Regions from separate parts of the Homo sapiens genome. Here region 2 is linked to region 1. A link is a loop called in an ENCODE intact Hi-C map of the cell type or tissue named here. Cell type or tissue: CD4-positive, alpha-beta T cell. All regions are shown on one strand. Each heading gives the region's core, and the rest is flanking DNA. Links, peaks and the distances in the headings are about the cores only. Region 1 holds the start of KNOP1 (lysine rich nucleolar protein 1). Region 2 holds the start of ARL6IP1 (ARL6 interacting reticulophagy regulator 1).

Evidence for each region. Peaks named below come from ENCODE experiments on the same cell type or tissue, not always from the same donor. Only the 100,000 strongest peaks of a DNase experiment are listed, where the experiment ranks them.
Region 2: a loop joins it to region 1, with 9 times the contacts of the local background. A loop is called at or near these places in 4 of 110 quality-filtered maps.

Annotation. Positions count from the first base shown.
Region 1 is chr16:19,715,274-19,725,976 of GRCh38, reverse strand. KNOP1 (lysine rich nucleolar protein 1) reads left to right here and starts at 7,750. Exons shown (of 5, transcript NM_001012991.3): 1 at 7,750-7,819. IQCK (IQ motif containing K) reads right to left here and starts at 7,706. Exons shown (of 9, transcript NM_153208.3): 1 at 7,490-7,706. The coding sequence starts at 7,670. RefSeq lists an enhancer at 7,497-7,826. In CD4-positive, alpha-beta T cell, for the core only: no CTCF peak of the experiment used is centred there; a DNase peak (open chromatin) is centred at 7,716; H3K4me3 peaks cover 2,257 bases.
Region 2 is chr16:18,796,534-18,807,344 of GRCh38, reverse strand. It overlaps ARL6IP1 (ARL6 interacting reticulophagy regulator 1), which reads left to right and starts at 5,796. Exons shown (of 6, transcript NM_015161.3): 1 at 5,796-5,914; 2 at 8,511-8,644; 3 at 9,301-9,420. The coding sequence starts at 5,879. SMG1 (SMG1 nonsense mediated mRNA decay associated PI3K related kinase) reads left to right here. Exons shown (of 63, transcript NM_015092.5): 63 at 1-2,485. RefSeq lists enhancers at 5,253-5,492, 5,873-5,952, 6,173-6,292. In CD4-positive, alpha-beta T cell, for the core only: CTCF peaks have their summits at 5,308 and 5,508 (motif pointing left); DNase peaks (open chromatin) are centred at 4,674 and 5,664; H3K4me3 peaks cover 2,770 bases; H3K27ac peaks cover 2,103 bases.

The DNA of each region.
Region 1 (10,703 bases), core at 5,294-10,293:
GCCGCTGCACTCCAGCCTGGGTGACAGAGTGAGACTCCATCTCCAAAAAAAAAAAAGAAAAAAAAGAAATCTCTCAGGAGTTCACTTAAATTTGATGGAAAAAATATAAATTTCTTCATCACATGATCACAAAAGACATACAGTTGAAATGATTATGTAGAAGTATGAAGTATGGGAAAATACTTTAGCTTCAAGACAATCTGATGTGTTACTTAAAACCTCTGTAATAGTTTAAGGGAATCTAACATATTTGAGAATGTCAGTTTTCCCTGTGGTTTCAATCTGAAATATGATTACAGACTGATGCTTTTACATTGAAAGGCATAAAAGAATTTAAGTTTGTAGAGTACTGGACTCTTAAAACAACTTGATTTACCATAGTTTAATTAATTCCATTTCCAAGAGTTGCTTCAGTGCTTAGAAAAGTGTGCTTATCTGCTCTGTTCTGCATTAGAAATACTTAAGAAAATCAGGGGCCCAGGCATGGATTACAGGCTCACACCTGTAATCCTAACATTTTGGGAAGCCAAGGTGGGCAGATTGTTGGAGCCCGGGAGTTCAAGAGCAGCCTGGGCAACACAGTGAAACCCTGTCTCTACAACAAATATAAAAATTAGCTGGGTGTGGTGGCGCACGCCTGTAATCCCAGCTACTTGGGAGGCTTAGGTGGGAGGATCACCTGAGCCTGGGAGGTTGAGGCTGTAGTAAGCACGATCACGCCACTGCACTTCAGCCTGGGCGACAGCCTGTCTCAAAAAAATAAAAATTAAAAAAAAATTTTTTTAAATCAGGTATATTAAATGTATAAATGTTTACAATCTTTCCATTACCAAAGGTTATAAATGGCATTAATTGATTAGGGGAATTTAATGTTATATGCATATTAAATGAACATTATGAACAAGTGAAAGTTGTTGTTCGTTTTACACAACAAAGGCAACATTTTAGGAGAGGCAGAGCAGAAGGAGCCCGGAAACTTGTTGGCAGAGTGGAGCCCCTGTGCCACAAGTGAACCCTCTCCCCTCAACTTCTGGGATGTGAGAATAATTAACCATCTTTGTTTAGGCCATTATGAGTTGGGCTTTCTGCTATTTGCAGCTGAACATGTTCCTGATAGAAACAATTAAAATGTAGCATTGACTGGTGGCCGGGCACGGTGGATCGCGCCTGTAATCCCAGCACTTTGGGAGGCCGAGGCAGGCAGATCACAAGGTCAGGAGATTGAGACCATCCTGGCTAACATGGTGAAACCCCCTCTCTACTAAAAATACAAAAACAAAATTAGCCGGGTGTGGTGGCGGGCACCTGTAGTCCCAGCTACTCAGGACGCTGAGGCAGGAGAATGGCGTGAATCCAGGAGGCGGAGCTTGCAGTGAGCCGAGATCGCACCACTGCACTGCAGCCTGGGTGACAGAGCCAGACTCTGACTCAAAAACAAAAAACAAAAAAAAACCCAACAACAAAAATGTAGCATTGACCCACAGTAGCTTATTGGAAGGGGATGGAACAGGAAGATGACGCTGGGAGTGAATCAGACGAACATTTGACAGGCATATACTATAGTGGGAGGTTGTACCAGGCTGCTGGAGAGCCACATGAACAGGGCAGAGGAGCTTATGTTCCAGAGAGGGGATGAATGATAAACCAGGGGTTATGATAAGTGAAAGTATTGCTGTAGAGGGCTTCAACCACAGCCTAGAGGAGAGGAAAGAAGGGGCTTTGAAATTGGCCTGAGGAATTACAGAAGGCTTTCCAGAAGAGGGGCCACGTGGACTGAGTCTAGAGAGATAAATGAGAAGGTAGGGATGTTCCAGGAAGAGACAAAGCTTGTGGAAAGGCATGGAGAGGAATAGTATGGTGCACTGGAGGAATAGTTTTGTGTGACTCCAAGTACACAACACAACAGTGGTACCGAAGTGCTTGTTTAAAATGCAGAACTCAAAGACTCACCCCCAAGGAGTCTGGCCCATCAGGGCAGGAAGGGGAGCCAAGGAAGCTGCTTTTTTTTTTTTTTTTGAAACAAGAGTCTCACTCTGTCACCCAGGCTGGAGGGCAATGGCATGATCTCGGCTCAGTGCAACCTCCTCCTCCCAGGTTCAAGTGATTCTCCTGCCTCAGCCTCCTGAGTAGCTGGGACTACAGGTGCACACTGCCATGCCTGGCTAATTTGTTTAAATTTTATTTTAGTAGAGATGGGGTTTCACCATGTTGGCCAGGCTGGTCTCGAACTCCTGAGCTCAGGCAATCCAGCCCCGTCGGTCTCCTAATGTGCTAGGATTACAGGCTTGAGCTACCACGCCCGGCCAGGAAGCTGCATTTTAACATGTATCCAGGAGATTTTGATGTAGGTGCTCCCAGTCCATGCTTTAAAACCATGCTGGTGTCTTCTTCAGGGGTTTGAACTTGAGAGTCAAAACAGACTTGAGTTTGAAGCCGACCCTGCCGCTTACTTTGGGCAAGTTTCCTAACCTTTCTAAGCCTCAATTTCCTCATCTGTTGCTGTGAGGCTTAAATGAGAAGTAATGCACCTAGCACAATGCCTGGCACATAAACAGCAGCTCAATAAATGGTTGCCATTAGGATGATTTGGGTGAATGGTATGTTGTGAACTAAGAAAAGTAAACAGAGATGGGACGTTAAGAAGCTTAAGGGTTAAGCTAAGGAGTTTATCTGTAAGCTATGAAAATCATTGTAGGTCACAGCATGATGCGATTAGATTTGAATTTTAGAGAGGTTCCTACGACAGCCAGTGGGATATGGTCTGGAAGGAGGCCTGCCTCAATTAACAAGCCACAGCAGCAATCTAAGCAGGGGGTGGTAAGGGCCTGATCTAAGGCAGCAGACATGAAGACTGGTGGGGGTGGGGAGTGGGGGCAGGGTGGGGATGGTGGGAGATATTAAACAGGTAGAATCTATAAGGACTGGCAAATGAGAGTGTGGGGCCGTGGAAAGTGAAAGGGAAGCAGGCCGGATGCGGTAGCTCACGCCTGTAATCCCAGCACTTTGGGAGGCTGAGGCGGGTGGATCACCTAAGGTCAGGAGTTCGACACCAGCCTGGCCAACATGGTGAAACCCCACCTAAAAATACAAAAATTAGCTGGGCATGGTGTCAAGTGCCTGTAATCCCAGCTACTCAGGAGGCTGAGGTGGGGGAATTGCTTGAACCTGGGAGGTGGAAGTTGAAGTAAGCAGATATCGCACCTCTGTACTCCAGCCTGGGCAACAGAGCAAGACTCTGTCTCAAGGGAAGGAAAAAAAAAAAAAAGCTGGACTGGGCAGCTGAGTGAACGATGGTAACATTCGTGGAGATGGAGATAAGTTGTTGGCGTCTAAAACAGTGCCTGCAGTTATACCTGGCCCAGCATTGAAAACAGTTCCCAGCCCTGGTAGATACAAGTTGGCTCAATGCTTAAGAACAATTTATTCGGAGAAATGAGGAAGAAGCTGGTCTGCCCTTAGTTGATAAGGGAATGGGAATGAAAGACTGATAGGAGCTGGAAGAGGATATAGGGTCATGGTGGAGGTTTCTTCCTGATATGACAGGCCAGGGGTGTTTGGAGGAAAAAGCTAGTAGAGAAGTTAAAGGCGTAGCAGAGGAAGTGAGTGATAAAGCAGGATCCTGGAATAGCAAGGGGACGGTAAGCAAAGATGGAGAGCTGAGTGGCGAGTAGCGGGGTGAGAGCTTCTTCCACGTGTACAGATGGATGTTAGCAGACTCCCTCCCCACTCCTGACTGCCTGACTCTTCTCAGTGAACGCATCCTATGCTAAGAGGTATCACAGAACATTTCAGGAGGTGTTACAGACTTGGACTAGTAGAACCAGGCAATGGGAGAAGGCATTGAGAGATGCTGATTGCTGAGCAGTGCTGAGAGCCAGTTGGGGTCATCTTTCTTCAGCTGGCTCAGTGGCTGTGCTGGAGGAACAAGTATTGATTCACAACTGATCCATGTCGGTATCTGGCAGGTGAAATGAAAGGCCAGATTTTACAACAGCATTGAGGGCTGAGGCCAGAGAGTGCTTGATTAAGTGATGAACCAATGACAATAGTGAGGATGCTGATAACAGTAATCACAGCATATCAAAATAGGAAACTGTAAGGCCAGGCGCGGTGGCTCACGCCTGTAATCCCAGCACTTTGGGAGGATGAGGCGGGCTGACTGCTTGAGGTCAGGTGTTTGAGACCAGCTTGGCCAACATGGCAAAACCCCATCTCTACAAAAAATTAGCCAGGCATGGTGGTGGGTGCCTGTAATCCCAGCTATTTGGGAGGCTGAAGCAGGAGAATTGCTTGAATCTGGGAGGCAGAGGTTGCAGTGAGCCGAGATTGCGCCACTGCACTGCAGCCTGGGTGACAGAGCCAGACTTCATCTCAAAAAAAAAAAAAAAAGGAAACTGTTAAGCCCCACATCCTTTGATTGTCTTGATTAAAACCATGAACACAGCTAGTCACAAACTACTATAAGATTTGATTAGAAGTGTTGGCCGGGAAGAAGTTTATTGACACTAACACGAGTGCTTTTTAGAATACAAAACTCAGTTGTCACTGGAAAGATGAGGGAGAAAACTGAAGAATATTTACAAATAAGTTATAGTGGTGAGCATGCACATACATACAAAAGAGCACTAGTCAGGTTGGTTAAGGTCTGTGTAAGTTAGATATTGACCTACTTTGTATTTTGTCTTCATGAAATTGAGTTTCTGGCAGGTCTGTTTGCTATGATAATTTGTCTTTTGAATGGAGATTATCTTAAGAGAATGTAGTACTTAATCTCAAAGATAGGATTACTACAAAGCCTGTTTTTTCATGTTTGTTGTCAGAAACTGAATTTACTACATGTTATAGAAAACTGCATTTGTTAGATGTTTAAGAATTGGGTTTATCCATCTGTTATAATACTCATCACAGTGTCCATGTGTATAGTTTGCCAATGTTGACCTCACTGAATTGTTTTTTTTTTTTTTCTAGACGGATTCTTACTTTGTTGCCCAGGCTGGAGTGCAGTGGCACGATCTCAGGTCATTGCAACCTCCGCCTCTCAGGTTCAAGCGACTCTCCTGCCTCAGTCTCCTGAGTAGCTGGGATTACCCACCACCAAGCCTGACTTAGTTTTTATATTTTTAGTAGAGACAGGGTTTCAACATGTTGGCCAGGCTAGTCTCCAATTCCTGACCGCAGGTGATCCACCCGCCTTGGCCTCCCAAAGTGCTGGGATTACAGGTGTGAGCCACCATGCCTGACCTCATTCTGTAACTCTATCATTTTAAAAGTGGCATCAATTCACTTGCTCTTCAGAGAGAACCAAAACCCTTTGTCTTTGCTTTCTCTCTAGAGGCCTATTTGACCAAAATAAACTCGGTGTGTAAATCACAACACAAGGCATGTTTCTTTGTCAACAATAATGAACATTTATTGACTACTTTTTAAATGCCAGGCACTGTGCTAAGCACCTTTTCATACATTATCTTACTTGGTCCCCACAACAGCCCTGTGAGGTAGGCACAACAATTATCTGTCTCTTACAGATGAGGCTGAGTAACTTTTCTAACAATCCTCTAGTAAACTGTATTATAAGAAACTGTTTGGCTTGGAGAAGTGAAAGCTCTGGGGAAAAGGCAGCCACAATAACTACCGTCAAATTATCTGAGTAGATTCTTTGGGGTAGAGTGATTAGCTCCTTGGATCATAGCACCAAGAGGTAAGGACGTAGGGGTGAAAGTGACAAAGAGAACATGCAAAATGAAAGGGATTTTTCTAGCACAATGTAAGGTTGGAGAAGGAATTTAAGTACTGGATGGGGTTGAAACAGACAGCTTTGGAGGGCATCTATCAACTGAGTCTACTATTCTCTTCCTTCTCTGTATTCTCCACTTCTTTCGAGTCATCGCATATACTGGTACATTCATTCTTTTTTTCCATTCAATAAACATTTACTGACCTGCACTATCCAATACAGCAGCCACTATCCAAATGTGGCTATTTAAATTTATTAAAATTAAGTCTGGGCTGGGCCTGGTGGCTCAGGCCTGTAATTGTAGCACTTTGGGAGGCCGAGGCAGGTAGATCACCTGAGGTCAGGAGTTCAAGAGCAGCCTGGCCAAAATGGTGAAACCCCTTCTCTACAAAAATAAAAAAATTAGCCAGGAATGATGACGGGTGCCTGTAATCCCAGCTACTCAGGAGATTGAGGTGTGAGAATGCTTGAACCCGGGAGGCGGAGGTTGCAGTGAGCCCAGCCAGTGCCACTGCATTCCAGCCTGGGCGACAGAGCAACATGCCGTCTCAAAAAAAAAAAAAAAAAAAAAATTTGAGTCCAACAAGAAATTCAGTTACTCAATTGCACTAATCACATTTCAAATGCTAACTAACCACACTTTTTTTTTTTTGGGGATGGAGTCTCGCTCTGTCACCCAGGCTGGAGTGCAGTGGCGCAAACTCGGCTCACTGCAACGCCACCTCCCTGGTTCAAGCAATTCCCTTTCCTCAGCCTCCCAAGTAGCTGAGATTATAGGCGCACACCACCACGCCCAGATAATTTTTTTTTTGTATTTTCAGTAGAGACGGGGTTTCACCGCGCTGTTTCAGGCAGCTTAGGTAGTGATGGTGGCCACACGAATGAAAAATCTGAGTCCTTGACCTTGAGGAGCTTATGGTCTAGTGGAGGAAAAAGAAAACATCCCACCCAACATTATTCATTAAGAACTAGCGCTTACGTAGCTCCTTCTGTAAATCGAGCAGTTTGTGTTTTTTTTTCCCCAATAATCCTTTTGCCCTCCTAAAATCAGGCAGTTTGCTAAGCACTTTTTGTGACTATCTGGTTCCATCTTCTTAACACCATCGAAATAGGTGCCATTATTATGCCCACTTTGCAGACAGGGTCATAAGTTAAATAATTTGCCCAACCTAAGTAACAAATACTGAGTAGAGCCACAAAGGAAGATGTGCTCAACTCCGCCTGGGGAGGTTAAGGAAGGTTTGAAGCAAGAAGGGACTAAAACCCGTTTGTCCACACCATGGTTACTGAACGTGTGGGCCACCGACTACCTACGTTAGGATTACCTGGGGTGCTCTTTTAAAAAGTGCAGATTCCCTGCATCCCAATTTGAAGCTCTGTGGGCGGGGCCTGGGAACCTCCGTTTATAACAAGATCCCCACCCCGGCCCCCGCCCCAGCAATTCCTTTCGGTTCACTAACCGAGGTTTAAGAACCAATGGTCCACACCGCATGGTTCTCTTTATTCAGCTTTCCCTCGCCGTTCCCTTGCCTTTAACCTCACTACGGATCGCGATTGGAGTCCGCGCTGCGTAACCTCGGGCCAGCCTCTCCGAGCCTCAGTTTCCCCATGCGTAAAATGCGGAGCCCGGGCCCGCGGAGCCGCTGCCCGGCGGCCCCGCCCGTCAGCCGACAGGCGCACAGTGGGCGCTCCCCAAACGCGGCCCCCGTCCGGCCGCCCGGGTCCCGCCCCTCTCGGCCAGCCCAGGTTTCCTACCCTTGCAGATCTGCTCCCACAGATTCTTGCTTGACGGCTCGGTGACCTGCCACGACGAGACAGGCAGCTCGCGGGACGCGAGAGACACGGTGGGCACCGGCGTCCGGGTGAACGACGAGTCTGTAGAGCAGCTGGGCTTGAGGCGCACTATGTGGCTGGGGATTTGCCGCGGTGCCGCCATGGCCGCGGTTTCCACGGTAACCGCGTTCGCCGGAAGGCCGCGACCCGGAAGAAGCCGGAACCCGAGAGGGTGGGCCGGCGACTCGAAGTGGACTTCCGGGTCACGGCGGAGCTGGCTCTCACGTGGAGGCGGGGAAATTTCGCCCACCGGTGAGTGCCAGGGCGCGTTGCAGGCGGGCCGGCGCGGGGTGTGGAGATTGCACCAGAGGAAGTGCGCGGCGGGGAAGATGGGGAAATGCGGTCCACCCACATCCCTGAATCCGACCCCTCCAGTCGGTGTGCGCCCGCTCCGGCCTGAGGCCGCCGCCTCCAGAAAGTTTTCCCGCCTCAGAGCCGGCCCTGGGACCCCACGTAATCCCTCCCAGTCTGTTGATGCGGAGGCTTGGGCCCATGGGAGCCTTGGAGGTACGGATCTTACTTCCTGGCTCCCGCGCGTCCTGCTGGTGATCCTGCCGGGGGAGTGGGGTGTTGCTGCACAGGCTTTGGAGTCCTGTGGGCGGAATTCCAGTCTCCGTTTTCCACTTGCTGGCTTTGGAACCTAGGGCAAGTGAATTATTGTAGTCTCTGGAGCTTGCGAGGTCGGGTATTCACAAAGATCTTCACAAGGCTGTCCCTGGAATTTAAAAGCGGTTTTGGAGAAAGCGTTTGCGTTTGCAGGAGATGCACTGTAACGTTCTTTTCCTTTCTCCTTGAAAGAGTGAATGCATTTGGTCGCAGGGCTAAAGAGGAGGATGCTATACTTTTCTAAATGGCAAGAGATGGGGAGAGAAGGGGATTAAGAGTTGACCCGCAACCTCCCGGTGGATTCTTTGTTCTTACCAGATCTCTTGGCCACTCCCCTATTCTGAAGTCGTCTTGGCTCTCTTGACTGCTCCCCTATTCTGAAGTCGTCTTGGCTCTCTTGACTGCTCCCCTATTCTGAAGTCGTCTTGGCTCTCCTGACTACACTATTTCAAGGTTTGCACCTTCTTCTTTGCAAGCTCCTTTATCTCTGCCCACTTATTTAAATGCCAATACAATAGTCCCCCTCCCCCATTATCCGCGGGCAGTACGTTCCTAAACCCCCAGTGGATGCCTGAAACCACAGACAGTACCGAACCCTAAATATAACTGTTTTTTCTTGTGTATACTATCTATGAGAAAGTTTATAAATTAGGCACAGTAGGGCCGGGCGTGGTGGCTCATGCCTGTAATCCCAGCACTTTGGGAGGATGAGGCGGGCGGATCACCTGAGGCCAGTAGTTGGAGACCAGCCTGGCCAACATAGTAAAACCCCGTCCCTACTAAAAATACAAAAATTAGCCGGGCGTGGTGGTATGTGCCTGTAATCCCGGCTACTCGGGAGGCTGAGGCGTGAAAATTGCTTGAACCCGGGAGGTGGAGGTTGCAGTGAGCCGAGATGATGCCACTGCACTCCAGCCTGGGCAACAGAGCCAGACCTTGTCTCACAAAAAATTAGGTGCAGTAAACGATTACCAACAATCTAGCTAGTAATAAAATAGAACAATTACAACAGTATACTGTAATAAAAGTTGCATGCATGTGGTCTCCCTCTCAAGATAACTTCCTGTACTGTGCTCACCTATTTTGGGACCAGGGTTGACCAGGGGTAACGGAAACCTGGGATTAGGTGGCGAGCTACTGTATTTCTTGAAGTCTTGTCTCAGGCTTGTTCTGTTCAAGGCTTATCACCACCCATACATTCCTAACTTTATGTCGCCCGTGTCAGCACGGCCACCCAAACTCCTCATCCATATATATTCACCTGTCCAGTGAACATCTCCAAGTCATCTGTCCAATCAAGCCTGTTCTTCAGCCACTTGCCTTCAGTACCTTTGTCTCAGGGATTAATACCACCATCCTGCAGTTGTTCTTCAGAAATTTTCCTGACAACTGGTAGGACAGGTTCCACAACCTCCACCACCCTGACCTTAGCACTGTCCTTGCTTTTATCACCTGTATCATTGTATTACACCTTATTCCCTCCCACACCTACTTGCTTCTTGATGGGTGGTGTTTTATCTTGTTCATCTCTGTATCCCTAGCATGTGTGCATTCATTCAGTGAGTATGTATTGAGCACCTGCTATGTGCCAGGCACTGAGCAGGACACTGGAAATAAACCAGGAAACAGGGCAGACAGCAATGAATGAGTATAGTTATTCCCTTGACTCTCCAGGTGCGCCTGGAGTGGGTTATGAATGAACTTGACCTGTAGCTCAGGCCTGGCTCTTTGAAGCTGCTAAGAGAGAGCCAGCTCCAGTGTGGACCCTCTGAGTTCCGAAGCTGAGGAGGGCTGCAGGATGGAGAAGTTTTTCCTTTCCCTCCCATGATCCTAACTTGCTATGAAATATTTTGGGATATTTTGCTTCTAGATTCTGGGAATGTCTAGTGCAGGAACTTGGCTGGGGACTGGAGTGAGAGCAGTGGTCCAGCTGGACACTGATGGGTATTGAGGACCCCAGCCCATTCTCACAGGTGCTTCCACGATATCTGTCCAAGACAAGCTGGGTGCCCTCAGTACTGTGCATCATTGTGACTCATTCAGTGTTGGCAATCAACTTCAAATTTTAAAAACAGTGGAACTAGGCCAGGCAAGGTGGCTCATGCGTGTAATCCCAGCACTTTGGGAGGCTGAGGCGGGCGGATCACTTGAGGTCAGGAGTTTGAGACTAGCCTGGCCAACATGGAGAAACCCCGTCCCTCCTAAAAAAGAAAAAAAAAATTAGCTGGGCATGATCACGGGTGCCTGTTATCCCAGCTACTCAGGGGAGGCTGAGGCAGGAGAATCACTTGAACCCAGGAGACGGAGGTTGCAGTGGGCCGAGATCACGCCACTGCATTCCAGCTTGGGTGACAGAGCAAGACTCTGTCTCAAAAAAAAAAAAAAAAAAAGAGAAAAAGAAAAAGGGAATTAACAGTGTACCAAGCCCTTTCCATGGGTTATCTCATTTACTCCCTCCAACACCCTTTTGAGGAGGGAGGTGTTATATTCCCCCATTTTCCAGATGGAGAAATTGAGGCTCAGGGAGGTT
Region 2 (10,811 bases), core at 3,304-8,303, 920 kb after region 1:
TTCATCACATTACCTCTGCTCTCTCAAGATTAAAGTCTTTCAGCAACATTCTTTATTGTCATCATAAGGAAAAACTTTTATCGCAATGATAGTCAGTTCACATTAGTTTAGCACTATAGATAGTATTCAGAAATTGCTTTCTCTTTGGTAAAGAAGATAAATAGGTGAATTTTATTGCCTGTGTTTTCAGGCTTCAGAGGTACCTGGCACCTTACTCAAGCAAAAACAAAAAACAGCTTTACTTCAAAAGCATGTGCCTCTGGTAAATTATCCATCACTTTTGTTTTAAAGTGGTCCCTCCAAGAATAATGTGGCATACACAGTGGGTTTGGTTGTAAGGCAGATGTAATAGATGACTTCAAAAGCCTGCTCCTTACTGCACTCTGGACAAGGCCCTGGTCTGTATAGTTTGGCTTCCTCTGTTAAGTCATTCTACAAGGTGACTTGCCATTTGAACTTTCGTAAGAGACCTCAGCAGTTAGACTGAGAAAAGTTAGAGTGCTGTAGTTATGAAGTCATACATTTTTGATAAAATACCTGTGGAAAACCAGGGATCCTCTCCTGTTTCTCTCTCTTGCCTCCCCCTTTCCCTCCATTCCTCTGTCGCCTCCCCCTCTCCTCCACTTTCTTTAAGAATCAGGGGGTACAGAATAACCTACAAACAACCTCTTCAAAGTACCCTTGGAAATTGAAGTTCAATCTTAAGTTTTTTGCTGTCTTTAATTTACTAGAATTGCCTAATTTTTAGTTGATTTCTCTACAGAGCTTAGCTTGTGTAGTTATTTCTCTTTTACTGTTGCTTTGGTGTGTCTTGAAGTTTGATTGATTATTTTTGGTCATTGAGTTCTTAGTGTAGTTTGCTAGATGATTATTAAGATTCTTTTGTGTCTGACACTTGTGGTGAGTTGCTTTTGAAATCTGTTGAGATTTCCATGTGAGAACTGATAATCAGGCTCTTGATCTGCTTCCCTAAATTACTTTTTTAGAGCCCAAACCCCAGGTTTAGGGTGAGGGTTTGTAATACAAAGAAACACTTCCATCACTTCTGCCCTTAACCCTTGCCTCTATTACCTAAGCTTAGTAAGTAGTTTTCTTAATATTGTCCAATGTTTGGTGTTATCTGCATTGTTTTTTGTTTTTTTAATTGTGGTTGTTCTGACGTGTGAAATTTAAGGAAAGAGCCATTTTTTAAAAATGCCGAGCAGGGCAATGCAAGTACAGCCAAATATTAGACTTGATGTGCAATCTTCGGTCCTTTTTAATCTGGGGTATTATAGGCAGTACTTTAAATTGCAAAGTCTTCCGGGCCTATTTTCCTCTACATTTTTGTAATTAACTCTGGGGGCTTACTTGTTTTGGCAGTACTGAAATCAAAGGAGCTGGTTCTTCTTTTCTCCCAATTATTTTCATATGAAAGCACCTACAATTAGCCTGTTAGTCCTATTCAGATACATCAAATATCAGTGAATGCTTTACTATTCGCACATTTAAGCATCTTTGTTTTACATAAAATTAGAGTATGAAAACCAGTGTTCAATTTTTTATCTTGTTGAGCTTGTAAAATGCCAGCAATTTAAAACTAGGACTTTTCCCCCCATAAGCCAAGGAGGTAGAATTACTAATACAAGGGTTAAAGAAGGTAGATTTTGTTTTCAATATTTGGGTAATATTAGAAAGATTCTTCCCACAGGGAAGAACTAGCAAGTGTCCCAATTTTTTCCAAACGTTGGGGAGGGGAAAATTCACTGTATCATGAAACCCTAAGGGTTTGTTGCACTTCCTGCTTTTTAGGCCTGGATAACAGTATCACCATCCTTATTTACAGAAGGGTAAAACTGACTCTTAATGAGAAAAGCTTTATAAGTTCAAGGGCTGTAAAATATGAACTACTTAGGGTCGTTTGCCTTCCATGGGAACTTGGCTAGACTTAGAAAAAGCTGTTTGTTGTGCTAATGTAAAAGTGTCATACAATTTAGAAGATTTTTGAAGATGGTAAACTTAGAAGAATTCTATGTTCTGAAATGCACACTTTTAGAATGTTTTTCTTTGAAAACAGGCTAATAGTTTTTTCTTTTTTTGACAAAGTTTCAGCTCCTCTTTAAAGTTATTGTGTCATTTTTCTGGTTTAAATTTCCCTTATATTTCCACCTGTAATGTCAGTGGCAACAACATCATACTTCACTTACTTGTTAATTTACTTTTTACCCTTATTCTAAGAGCAAGTTGAGTTGAACTGAATCTTCCTTGTCTTAGTAACAATGTATAAATAGTGGCTTTTCTGTACAAAAGGTTGTAATGCCTCCTGATGGATATAATTTTGTGATTGTATTTAAAAGTTGAATAAATCACACCAGCTTCCTGAAAATGTTCATAATGCATCTTTTGGAAAACAAATACATGCCTACTTTGTGCATATTTGCATTAACATGGCAAAGATTGTATGAAATACCTGTTTTTCAGAAAATAAAGGTTCAGTCTCAAAAGATACAGCATTTAAGTTCTGAATTTATTGGTCAAAATAGATTTTGGAAAACTTGAAACCTTTTGGAACCTGGGTAGCTTGAAAAAACAAAACGACAGGGTCTCCCTATGTTGCCCAGGCTGATCTCGAACTCCTGGGCTCAAGTTACACTCCCACTTCAGCCTCCCAAAGTGCTGGGATTACAAGCCTGAGCCACTAAGCCGAGCCAAGCCTAGTCTTTTTTTTCTGAATAGCACTAATACCTCAAAAAAGACCCCTAAATTCTCAGAAAAGTAACTATTTTATTCTCAAACATCTGTTGTATTTTTGAATAGCAGTAGAAATTCTACTTCAACGATAAAATTCTTTGTGTTAAGGCCCAATTTATAAAGCTTAATTTTGGCAGTATTTAAAAACAAAATTCCCGTAGATCATTATTGACAGATAGGTGCATTCCTTGGAGTGTGAAACCTCTGAAAAAAAATAGAAAATGTCCAGCTTGGCTTTATATCTTGGAGATTGCATTTGTTGCTGCTAAATGAAGTTAGTAAGATTTGTGTTAACTGCTTAGTCATCTGGCACATTTCAAAAGATCACATCCTGTCTCTGTAGGACAAAAACAAAGCTCTAAAGAAAGCTATGTTAAGGGTGGGTGTTTTTTAATAATTAGACCAATCGGAAATTTAGTGAGAGACCATATAGCAGGGCTGTGCATTTAGAAATAGGTATGGGAATACATTGTTAAGTAACAAAAAATACTAAGTGGAGAAACTGCTGTTTCAGTTGCTTCTGTTTTTTTCACCTACCTTCATTTCACAAGCTGGTGTTAACAAGTCTTAAGTTGTGCATGGAAAACTTGGGTGAAAACAAGAAGCATATTCTGCAGCAAAAGCTGATTTCCCAAAAGTAGAAATGTCAGTTTTAAACCCTAATAAAATACCCTCTCTTTTGGAAGTGGCTATTACTGTGGGTCTAGCAAGATCACATACCCAGTGCTCAACATATTCACTAATTATGTGGCTGCTGATTGCTTCGATCTTTTTGACTTTTTTTTTTTTTTTTTTTTTTGAGACAGGTTTTTTGCTCTGTCACCCAAGCTTAAGTGCATAGGTGCAATCATAGCTCACTGCAGCCTCTATTTCCTGGGCTCAAGGGATCTTCCCTGCCTCCCCATTTGTATTTTTTTTTTTTTAGGGGCGTGGAGAAGAACCTGCTCCTCAGACTCCATAGCTTTAAAATCTCTCCAAATAGCGTCTCTGTCAACTGGCTGTATCCTGCCTTTACAACTTCTTTACCCCAACATTCTCCAAAGTGGCACTTTATTGAACAGTCAGCTTCCCTTGCAAAGACTTTTTTTCAAGTGCTTCTCCCTGATTCAGATACTTCACTCCCCTTTCCCCGAAAGACCCACAGCAAATTGACACCCTTCCATGAAATTCACAATGCTCCTGCCCTTGCCCAGCTCTCTTAGGGGCAGTATGTGGTCTGCAGCTATGTTCTCTCACATTTATGACTTCCTTGAACATTTAAGAACCTGGTGGTTACTTAAGGAACATTTTAAAAATAAATTTAAATTCAATGGCCGAATACAAATGACCATGAGATTGGAAGTTAAAACCTGTAAAAAAGATAAAAGGTTGGAAGTTAAAACTATAGTTAATTCACCTGAAACAAACATCTGATCCGGACATTTGGCATGATTCTGTTTGTATCAAACGATGAAAAATCGGCCGGGCGCGGTGGCTACTGCACTACAGCCTGGGCAACAGAGCCAGGCTGTGTCTCAAGAAAAAAAGAAAAAAAAAAAAAAAAAAAAAAAAAAAAGATCAAAGCACTTGTTACTGCATTTGAAATCCTGGATAGAAAAGATGTACAAGTGCCTCAACACAGTTCCTAAACTGCCTAGGAATTCTACTGCTTGTGAGAGGGTTTACATATTTTCTTAGCTTGACCTCTAATGGAAGAAAGGTCGTGTCAAGAACTATCCTTTTGGCCGGGCGCGGTAGCTCACGCCTGTAATCCCAGCACTTTGGCAGGCTAAGGCGGGCGGATATCTTGAGGTCAGGAGGTCCAGACCACCCTGGCCAAAATAGCGAAACCCCGTCTCTATTAAAATACAAAAATTAGCCGGGCGTAGTGACGGGCGTCTGTAATTCCAGCTACTCGGGAGGCTGACGCGCCAGGATCACTTGAACCCGGGAGATGGAGGTTACAGTGAGCAGAGATCGCGCCACTGCACTTCAGCCGGGGCCACGGAGCGCGAGACTCCTTCGTCTCAAACAAACAAACAAACAATTCTGGCCGGGCGCGGTGGCTCACGCCTGTAATCCTAGCACTTTGGGAGGCCGAGGCGGGCGGATCACGAGGTCAGGAGATCGAGACCATCCTAACACGGTGAAACTACGTCTCTACTAAAAATACAAAAAATTAGCCAGGCGTGTTGGCGGACGCCTGTAGTCCCAGCTACTTGGAAGGCTGAGGCAGGACAATGGCGTGAACCCGGGAGGCAGAGCTTGCAGTGAGCAAGATCGCGCCACTGCACTCCAGGCTGGGCAACATAGCGAGACTCCGTCTCAAAAAAAAAGAAAAAAAAAAAAAGAATCCTTTTGGAGAGGGAGCTTGTAGTTTAAGTAACTTAAACATCCACGTATAATAAAGCCACTTAGAAGGCGGTGCATTTTCACACGTTCTCAAACCAGGCCTGGGTTTTTCCGCGCAAGCTAAGGCCTCATTCCTACTGGGTAGGAGAGAAACATTGCAGCAAAATCCACACAAAGAGCTCTTTTCACTTGTCCTCAAAACCTCACGGGTCGCAAATCCGGGCTAAACGGCTCAGGGGCCTGGCTGGGGAACTGGGCCGAAGGTGGAACGGATCCCAGCCACCTCGGGGCCAGGAAAAGATGAAGTGTCGCAGGCCCGGCGTCCCCGCCCTCCGCCTGAGGCAACGGAGCATCTCTCTTCGAGTAGCCCATTTTCCAGAGAGTCTCCTCGGCTGCGAAAGCCAGACGAAGAGGGACCCAAAGCCACCGCAGCGGCAAGAGCCGGAGAACCACTGAGGGACAGCGCCCCCTGCAGAGGCGGTTGAACCGCTTCCCACAGCGCTGGGCGGGGCGTCGCGCAGTCCCTGGGCGCTGATTGGGCACTCCGTGTCCCCTCCCCCTCGGCCCGGCGCTGCCTCTGTCTCCTTTGACCTCGATTTCAAGCCATGCGCTGAGCTTCGGTTGGCCCGGCTTCCTTGAGGCGTAAGCTCGGTCTGTCCAATGAGGAGCGAGCGTCGCGGGGGCCGTCGGGAAGGGCGGCCGACCCATATAAGCAGCCTGCGGGGCGTTCCCTCGGGTTGTGGTTGGTGTGCGGGTTTCGGTTGGAGGACTCGTTGGGGAGGTGGCCTGCGCTTGTAGAGACTGCATCCCCGAGACGATGGCGGAGGGAGATAATCGCAGCACCAACCTGCTGGTGAGTCCTGGCTGCCTGTCCCCCGGGAGCCGAGCGAGGCCTCCAGACGTCCGTGGGCTCAAACACCGCGGCCTCGTCCCTGTCACCCGCCGCGGGCCCGGCCCTTCTCTCCCTGGGCAGGCGACGATGCCTGGCCCTCGGGCTTCTTGGGTGACTCCTGGGTGTCGAACCCTTACCTTTCCTGGGGACGGTGCGCGACGGGGCGAGGAGGGCGCGTGATTCATCACCGCGAGTAGGAGTCGAGGAGGAAGTGGGAGGCAGAGGGGCTGCGACACTAGCCTGGGGTGCGGGTGGGGGCAGAAGGCCTCCTGGGGCCTGTCCAGCGCTTTCGCGGCTCAGGCCCCAGCCGTATTCGGCTTTCCCCGTCTTTGATCTTAACCTGGATGTGCCTGCCTTCTTTTCCCCCTAAAACTTGGACAAGGGTGGAGGGTCAAAGGGCTACTGCCCAGAATTTATCTTAGAGCTGGTACAACTTAAAACGACAGGGAGGCTGCGAGCTCACCGTGGGGAACCGGGAGCGGGGTCCAGCTGAACAGACAATGGGATGTCTTGGCGTTTGTCTGGAATTTGGAAGTCTGGCGGGGGTGGGGTCACAGGACTACTGGAAACAGCTTTAGAGTAATAAGCAGGGATCCGAAGGAACTGCAGTGAGATGGTATCATAGGCGGACACATTTTTATTTGTTATGAATTTAAGCGCACCTTGTGGGCAAAAAACAAGAGAAATATCCTTGCATATTCTCAGTTGCCCTTCCCTGGTGACTGTAGGTCACATACCAGCAATGAAAAACGGAACCAAAGAATTTACTTAGGGGCTTTTGAACTTCCAAGACCCCAGACGCTGGCCAATGACGTGACTTCAGGGCAGTTTTGATTGTGCGTGATTTTATATTTGCTTTTAGAAATGCATGGTTTGTTCCTTTAAACACACGCTCCTTCTAGCATAGTTAGTTCTCAGCGTGGATCTTTTTAAGAGGATTAATTGAAGCACAGAGAAGTAGCTCAAGCCCTGTTGAAATGACAAATCCTGGGCTAGAGCTCCTGCTTCCCAACTCTCCTTCCAGCAGAGCAATATAACTCTAAGGAAAGCAACGCCTTTGGTCGTGGATTTCTTGGATGCAGATCAGTTAACCTCTGTATCTGTTTCCTCCTTGGTAAAATGGGGACAGTAATAACACCTTTTTTTAAGGGTTGTTAGGAAGATTAATTGAAGTATAAATATGAATGCTCAGCAGAGTGCCCACACATAGTAGTCTCTTTCACTAGTATTAAGCATGGAATATAAAGTCAGAAATATTGAGATCACACTAGTGCTCAGCGTGGCACAGATAGCGAGCGTCTTTGTTAAGATTAAGTGCCTTGTTCTGTCATTTGCATGATTTCCAGTGAATGACTTTTACAAAGAGACAAGGTCTCAGCCCAGGCTGGTCCCGATCTCCTGGGCTCAAGCAATCCCCCCCGACCCGCCAAGTGCTGGGTTTACAGGCGTGATCCACTGCATCCAGCCTGATAACATAGAGACACTTGAGTTTCTTATTCTAAATTTTTCTTCCTTTACCAAAACCAGCTTTAAGGGCTTTTGCCACATTAGCTCATCCTAGAGGCCCACTTTCGGCTGTTCAGAGTCAGAGAAATTTGAAGTATAATCAAAATGACATCCTGAGTGGTAAGAAACACTGTATTGAGGAGGTATATTGACCGTAAAATGCCACCTTAATTTGGTGAAAGTAGTTTTCCTTAATTGTCCAATGAATGTCAACATCTGAGTGATTCCATTACACAAAGAGCTATTTTAGAAATTGAATGCTATTCAGGGAAAGTCTTTCCTAATGGATTTAGAAGGGTTTAAATCAATAAGATGACAAAAACAACGGATCAATTCTAACCATCTGAAATAAACAAACTTAAAAAAAGTTATTTCATTTTATTAATACTCTGGGCACTGCCACGATTCCCCGCATGACTTTGAGAAAGTAAACCATTTTGAGCTCACTTTCTTTAATTGTAAATTGAGTCTAATTATCCCTACCTTGTGGCTCTCTGTAAGGATTAAGTTACATCATGTATATAAAGAATAGCCCAGTGCTTGGACTAGAAAAGTGACCATTAAAGGATATTTAGGCTGGGCCTGGTGGCTCACACCTGTAATCCCAGCACTTTGGGAAGACGAGGTGAGTGGATCACTTGAGGTCCAGAGTTTGAGACCAGCCTGGCCAACATGGTGAAACCCTGTCTCTACAAAAAATTAGTCGGGCGTGGTGGCGGGCGCCTATAGTCCCAACTACTCAGGAGTATGAGGTAGGAGAATCGCTTGAACCCAGGAGGCGGAGGCTGCAGTGAGCCGAGATCTCCCCACTGCACTCCAGCCTGGGTGACAGAGCGAGACTCCGTCTCAAAAAAAAAAACACAAAAAACAAAAAAACCCATTGTATTTTCATCTTTGAAATTGCAGTTTTTCAGAAACCAACTAGTTTAAAATTGGCAATTTGGTTAAGAGGTTATTTTTTGTATTTGGAGCTTTAAAATAATTGAAGTCTATGAACCACAAAAATGTTGAGAGTGGTAAAATGATCACTTTAAATGTCGGTGGTATTTAGGCTGCAGAGACTGCAAGTCTGGAAGAACAGCTGCAAGGATGGGGAGAAGTGATGCTGATGGCTGATAAAGTCCTCCGATGGGAAAGAGCCTGGTTTCCACCTGCCATCATGGGTGTGGTTTCTTTGGTGTTTCTGTAAGTGAGCTATTAGATTACTATGGGTTGTGCTTCTTATTAATAAAGACTTTTTAATATATAGCTTCTGTTTGTGGGAGTGCCTTAAGTCTTCTGTAATATATAACCCATAAAGAACCCATAAAGAATGTTTCTCATAAGCACTTCTAGTTTCCAGAATTTGTAGTACTTCTGTAAACTTGGTAACCTAAAGCACTTGAGTAAATCAGTGACTCGCAAACTTTTTGTCCTCCAGACACTTAAACTCTTTTTTTGTTATTATACTTTAAGTTCTGGGAAACATGTGTAGAATGTACAGGTTTGTTACATAGGTATATATACATGTGCCATGGTGGTTTGCTGCACCCATCAACCCTTCATCTACATTAGGTATTTCTCCTAATGCTATCCCTCCCCTAGTCCCCCACCTCCCTAAACTCTTAAAAAAGTGCTGAGAACTCCAAAGAGCTTTTGTCCATTGATATATACTTAACCACTGCAGCTATGATATCAGCATGTCACAAAGCCTCTGGAAAGCCACTTGTGAGAAAATTAGAAGAAAAATGGCAAATATCTCTGAGAGGCGGTGAATAGTTAAGTGAATAGTTAAGTTAGACATGTTTAGTTAGGAATAATAATGACTATGTTTTTCTAACCTTTATTAATTTTTTTAACAGGATTATCTACTATCTAGATCCATCTGTTCTGTCCGGCGTTTCCTGTTTTGTTATGTTTTTGTGCTTGGCTGACTACCTTGTTCCCATTCTAGCGCCTAGAATTTTTGGCTCCAATAAATGGTAGGTAGCATAATGATTTGGCAGTCTCATTTTTGTGTAGTTACTGAACTTGGTGGCTGTGATTAGTATGCTGTAAATAAGCAGAGATAATTGTCTAACCATCAGACACCTAAGCATTAGATTTATTGCTTTTATGTGAAGAATATTGTAACTGATTTGAATATAAACTATGAATTTTCTGTACTCCATAGTTCTTTTATGGTAAATGCACATATACATTTTTACATTTCCATTGATATTTAGGATAGTATAATAACTTCACAAATTATTTTTGAATGAATACAGAAAAGGAAACTGGCAGATTTTCATTCACATTCATTTAGCAATTATTTATTAAATGCCTACTGTGGCAGGCCCTGTAAAGTACTGTGAAATATTTTGACTTTTAAGATTGATCTTGTGTTAAGGCTGAGATACTGAGACACTGAGGCAGTGGAATGGCAGTTAACAAAGTGAATACCAAGTGTTTCCGAAGAGGTTCAAGCTGTATACACATGGGTTGCTGATTTTATTTATACCATTCTCTTTTTTTTTTTTTTTTTTGAGATGGAGGCTCGCTCTGTTGCCCAGGCTGGAGTGCAGTACGCTCTTGGCTCACTGCATGCTCCACCTCCCAGGTTCATGCCATTCTCTTGCCTCAGCCTCCCGAGTAGCTGGGACTACAGGTGCCCACCACCACACCTGGCTAATTTTTTTTTTTTTTATTTTTAGTAGAGACGGGGTTTCACCATGTTAGCCAGGATGGTCTCGATCTCCTGACCTTGTGATCCGCCCGCCTCGGCCTCCCAAAGTGCTGAGATTACAGGCGTGAGCCACCGTGCCCGGCCTATTTATACCATGAGGTTGCTTATGAACTCCTCAGATATAGTTAAGTGGATAAGGATCATATTAAAAGTATTTTAACTTTCTCTAGCATGTTGAGTTTTGATTCAAATAATCAGCCAAAATAGAAGTTGGAATAGATATTTTCTTCTCAGCTGCTATTCTATCCTTGGCTGTTTATTTTATTTGGTTAGTATTCTACTTGTGCCTTTGGTTGTTTGTATCTCAGAGGATAGCAAATTGCAAAATAATTCTGTAAATATAAGAATTTTAAATGTGTACCTTATGGATCTTTAAGAACAAATTCAAAGTTTGCTTAAATTATGATATAATTGACAATATTTAAAGGTGTTTCCCCCAACAGCAGAATGGATTAGTGTTAGGAACTGTCCAAATTGTTTTTCACTTGCAGTAATGAATCAATGTTGTTGGCTCTTTTGGGCAAGTTTCTGAATGTGCAGTATAACAGAGTTAGCAAAGGAAATAAATCACTGACCTTGGCCTTATTAGCCAGATAACATTCCAGTCTGCTAATTTATAACTCCTAGAGGAAAGTTTGCAGAAATAAC